Linked DNA regions of Homo sapiens: region 2 is linked to region 1. A link is a loop called in an ENCODE intact Hi-C map of the cell type or tissue named here. Cell type or tissue: Calu3. All regions are shown on one strand.

Region 1 (2,500 bases):
GGACTTACATCTGTCTGGGGAGGGAAAGATCCTGTGCCTGCCCACCACCTAATCGGGGCTTCACAGGAAAAATGACACTGTTTGAGATGGTGCCTTGTTTGGAGGGAGGTTGTAGTACAGGGCTCAGGGGTGTGGACTCTGGAATCAGACTGCCTCTGTCCAAATTCTGACTCTGTGTGGCCTTAGGTGAGCCGTGTAAATTCTCTGTGGCTCAGTTTCCTTGTCCATGAAATGAGGAATCATAGCATTTCAACATTTATATTAATCCTCCATTGCTACCTAATATGCCAAAACATAGTGGCTTAAAGTAGCAGGAGACATTATTCTTGCAGCTTCTGTGGGTCAGGAATTCAGGACCAGCTTGGCTGGGCAGGTCGGGACCAGGACTTATTCTCTTGTAGGTTCCATCTGATGTTGGCTGGGTCTGCAGTTATCTGAAGGCTCGACTGGGCTGAGTCAACTTCTAAAGCAGCTCGTAGCCGTGGCTGGCGAGTTGGTGCTGCCTGTGGGTGAGAGGCATTCGTTCCTTCTGACATGGGCCTCTGGGTAGGACTGCTTGAGTGTCATCACGATGTAGCATCTGGCTGCCCCTGGGGAGAGCAGTCCAAAAGACAGCAGGCCAGCCAGCAGCTGTCCTTTCGTGACCCAGCCCAGAAGTCCTAACAGCACCTCTTCTGCCATGTTCTCATCTGCAGAACGGGATCACTAAGTCCAGCCCACACTCAAAAGGAGAGGAATGACACTCTGCCTTTGGAAGGAAGGAGTGTCTAAGAATTAAGAACATATTTTAAAACCATCGCAGTGTGGTTGGACAGGTGAACACGCAGATAAAATGGTTCCAGGATGATATAGATGCCAGGAAAGGAAGAGAAGGTTCTATGGAGAAGACCAACAGTGCTACTTAGACAGGATGACTTGTGAGGCTTCCTCAAGGACAAGACCCAGGGGACAATGGGAAGCCAGTGATGGGGATGGCGGGGATGAGCGTGCCAGGCAGATGGAGTGGCAAGCTTGGCGGCACAGGGAGGAGCAAGACCCTGCGGGGTTGTGAGAACACCTTTGCGGTCAGGGTGCCTGCAGCCCAGTGAGAAAGGTGCTGCTGTAACAGGGATGGAGAGGCCGCGTTTCAGCTCTTCCTGGTCTCACTCTTCCCTCCAGCTGTATGACCAAGCCCTCAAACATTCTGCCGTTCAGTGCAGTCCCGCCATTCATTTCACAGTGGTGTGTCTGGGAACAAGAAGAGGAGGGTGAGGCACCCAGAGAAACCTCAAAGCGCAAGGGAAAGACAGAGGCCCTGTGGCAGAGCTGGCGAGAGTAGGACAGAGATGCAGCCCGGACAAATTAGCCTTCCCAGCCAGGACCGCCCCTGCCACCTGGGGGACAGGAAGCTGAACTGCGAGCTGATCTCCTCCCCAGCCTCAAACATGGAACAGTCACCACTCAGCTGAGCCTCAGATAGGGGCCAGGAGGCTGTCAAGAGGAGGACTTAAAAGCAATGGCCTTGGGGGTCAGACTGAGGGCAACTCTTGCAACCCATGTGAGCAGGGCTGAGCCATGTGATCTCTAATCCTCAGTTTCCTCGCCTGTAAAATATCTAAGGCCGGGAAGGCACGGTGGCGCACACCTGTAATCCCAGCACTTTGGGAGGCCAAGGCAGGAGGATCACTGGAGCTCAGGAGTTCAAGACCAGCCTGGGAAACACAGCAAGCTCTCATCTCTACAAAAAAACAAAAAAGTAGGCAGGCATGGTGGCATGTACCTGTGGTCCTGGGAGGCTGAGGCAGGAGGATCACTTAATCCCAAGAGGGTCAAGGTTGCAGTGAGCTATCACGGCACCACTGCACTGCAGCCTGGGCAACATAGCCAGACCCTGTCTCAAAAAAAAAATCTCTATTGCTTACTCCTATGTCTGTACAATCCCTTACTTGGCTTATTTGTACTAGAGCCAGTTCCTCTGGCTCATAAGAGTTGACGGGTAGATATTCAGGAATCCTGTGAATGGTCGATAATCTTGAAATCCGCAGTGGTAAAAGCAATTCACATCATGGCAATCAGCAAACACTACAAATGAGGGATTAATTTTTCTGGACACTTGGTTTACCAGCTTACCACTGTGGATACTCCCATCTTAAGAATGGAAGGAGGAGGTGATATTTACAGCACCTGGCGCAGGGTAACTTCTCCCAAAATAACTGCTATTATTCTACACACACTCCCACCAATGCAAATACGATGATCCCAGAACACCTTTTGAGTCTAAAGATAATAAAGTTACAGGACCCTAGAGAACCCACACACCATCAGCCTCACAGACATCTGCAGACACCCACCTCCGTGGTGACTCTGCCCCGTCACTCCCACTGTCTTAATCGCTCAAGGATTCATGCCTAGGAGCACAAAGAGGAAAGTCAACTGGAGCTGGACCCCTGAAAATTAGGTGAAGCCTCTCCCCCTCCACTAAACCAGGCCCAGGGTCTCCTCCCTCACCATCCCCACACCC
Region 2 (2,500 bases), 370 kb before region 1:
CTGGTTCTCCAGCTTGCAGATAGCAGATGGTGGGACTCCTTGCTCTCTGTAATCAAATAAGCCAGTCTCCTCCTACATGTATTTCTGTCCTGTCTGTTTGTGCTGCTCTAACAAAACACCTAAGACGAGGTAGTTTATAAAGACCAGAATGTTTATTTCCCACAGGTCTGGAGTCCGGAAAGTCCAAGATCAAGGCTGGCTGGTTCCATATCTAGTGAGGGAATGCTCCATCAGTGGTGTTTTTTGATGGTATCCTTATGTGACAGAAGGCTGAAGGGCAAAAGGGCCTAATCCATTTCTTTCCAGCCCTTTTATAAGGCACTCATCTATTCATGATGGTGGAGCCATCATGGCTTAATCACTTCCCAAAAGGCTCCACTTTTTAATATCACCTCAATACGGATTAAGTTTCAACATGAAATTTGGAGGGGACACATTCAAACCACAGCACTATGTATATCCCATTGGTTCTGTTTCTCTGCAGAACCCTGACTCACACAGAAGGGGAAACCATCTTCAGAGTAAATAAACATTTGTTGTCAACAATGCTTTGTATATATTCTTGATTCCCAAGAGCCAGCTGGAAATATGCTACTAGATCTCAGGCAGATCTTTCATATCCTTTTGGAATCTGGAATACAAATGACATAAACAATGACAGAGCTCAGAAGTGGAGACAGGATGGTAACAAGAGGTTTGGGAGTCATTTTTTCTCACCCCTCTCCTCCCTGGAAGAAGGATGAAATGAGATCCTCGCACACAAAGAATTGCTGGACGTTGCTGCCTTAAGTCTTGCCCATAGACAGTGTTGACAGTACAGGTGAAATGCACTTGAGTTATGGGACTTTCAAGCCCCTGCGAATCCTACCTGTCCTGTGGATGTGTGAAGAGACCCACTTCACTATTCTGCTTCCCCAAATCTGAGAAACAGAAGTAATAAAGTCACTGTGAGTTATTTATTTTTCATTGCCTCAGATGAAATTGGACTGTGAAAATACTTAGAGACTTCAGATTTTAATTGTGGCTAATTACATACAGACTCATAAAAATAGCAAAACAACCCCTAAGGCCAAATTAGAGGAAGGTGGAGCTGCATTTCACAAGGTGAATTTACTAATCGTATTCACGCTTTGTGTCTGCAAGCCGCATCTGCTTATTACCTAGCAAAGACAGGTGTGTGGGGATAAAGGGGTGCTGTAGGAGAGTGAGTGGGCTTCTATTCTAGCTTCTGAGGCATTCCAAAACAGAGGTCAGCTTGCTAATTTTTTCCTATGAAAAGTACAAACTGCAGCAATGAGACCAGAATGGCCTATGCAGTGTTCTCACCTAGAGGGCGCCAAAGGGCAGACCAACAACCCTCTCACCCACCGAGGGAGCCGACCGAGTCAGGAGCAGGTGGGGAGGTGACTTGCATTACCTATTTCACCATCATTCTGGAGTTCAGGATGTCTAGAATCACCATTCTCCCTAGCATGAAGTTGTCACGTGTGTGTGTGTGTGTGTGTGTGTGTACACACAAACACAATATATATGTGTATTATTTTGTATATATGTGTGTATGATATTGTACACATATATATTTTTTAAATTTTCATTTTTTAAAATTTCTGCCTTAACCATTCCAGAGCTGGGTACTAGACAACTAGGGCCATCCCTAGAGCTTAGAGCCCACCAGGATGATTCAAACTAGCCCATCCTAAGCTGCTCACCTGCCTTTCCCGCGAAACCTCAGTAAAGGTTGAATGATTTCCTGAGCTCCTGCCTCCTGCCTCCTGACCACTCTGGTGTTTTTTCCCGTGTGGTCCTGCGTGGCATGGCGTGCCTCCTCTTTGTAGGACCTGTGAGTATAATACTCTGTCTTCCTGAGCCTCCCCTGTGTCTCCTCCGTGGCTGCATGTGACTGACCATCTCATAAAAAGAATACAAAACAGCCATGTTCATTATTATTCAGCAAATGAAATAAATCTTTTTAATGCTTATATGCAAAATGCTGCAGATAATTGTAGAAAATCAAATACAGATGAAATCCTGTCAAGAAACTCAAAGTCTTGTAAGAAAATAAAACAAGCACACGAATGACAAGGTCGAAAGTGGTGAGTGCCAGAAACAAGCACAAAGTAAGGGCTGTAGAAGGAGCACCTCTCACTTATGTTTCTTCTGAGCCATGAACTAATCGCTTGAGACATAACAGTGAGTTTGGAAAGAAGCACATTTCCTAGGTAGCATATTGGAAAACAGTATCATCCCTGAAGAAGCCACTGTAATAGTGGATTTCCAAATGATTTGTAATTTTTTTAAGGTTTTGTTCACTGATGGGTCCATTCACCTGTAACAGAACCTGGTACATAGCGGCCTTCAGAAAATATCAGTTGGGATGAACTAAATTGTTCTTTAAAATGTTCAATAGAAAAGAAATCTGTCATCTTCAAGTGTAATAAGCACTTATAAAATCCAGTAGTTACGCCCTCCCACACACAAAGTTTAAGACATTTAGCAGTGT

The links. Hi-C counts contacts between places; a loop is a spot of excess contacts. Peaks named below come from ENCODE experiments on the same cell type or tissue, not always from the same donor. Only the 100,000 strongest peaks of a DNase experiment are listed, where the experiment ranks them.
Region 2: it touches region 1 in a loop (24-fold over the local background); 12 of 110 quality-filtered maps call a loop at or near these places.

Annotation. Positions count from the first base shown.
Region 1 is chr21:37,758,033-37,760,532 of GRCh38, reverse strand. The region is part of intron 2 of KCNJ6 (potassium inwardly rectifying channel subfamily J member 6); the gene reads left to right. LOC101928368 (a long non-coding RNA gene) reads right to left here. Exons shown (of 4, transcript XR_244309.5): 3 at 2,331-2,387; 4 at 21-1,227. Among named protein-coding and RNA genes, the nearest start is that of KCNJ6, 160 kb to the left of the region's middle. In Calu3, no CTCF peak of the experiment used is centred here; a DNase peak (open chromatin) is centred at 1,362.
Region 2 is chr21:38,125,702-38,128,201 of GRCh38, reverse strand. The region is part of intron 2 of DSCR8 (Down syndrome critical region 8); the gene reads right to left. Among named protein-coding and RNA genes, the nearest start is that of DSCR8, 5.5 kb to the right of the region's middle. In Calu3, a CTCF peak has its summit at 1,341; a DNase peak (open chromatin) is centred at 1,351.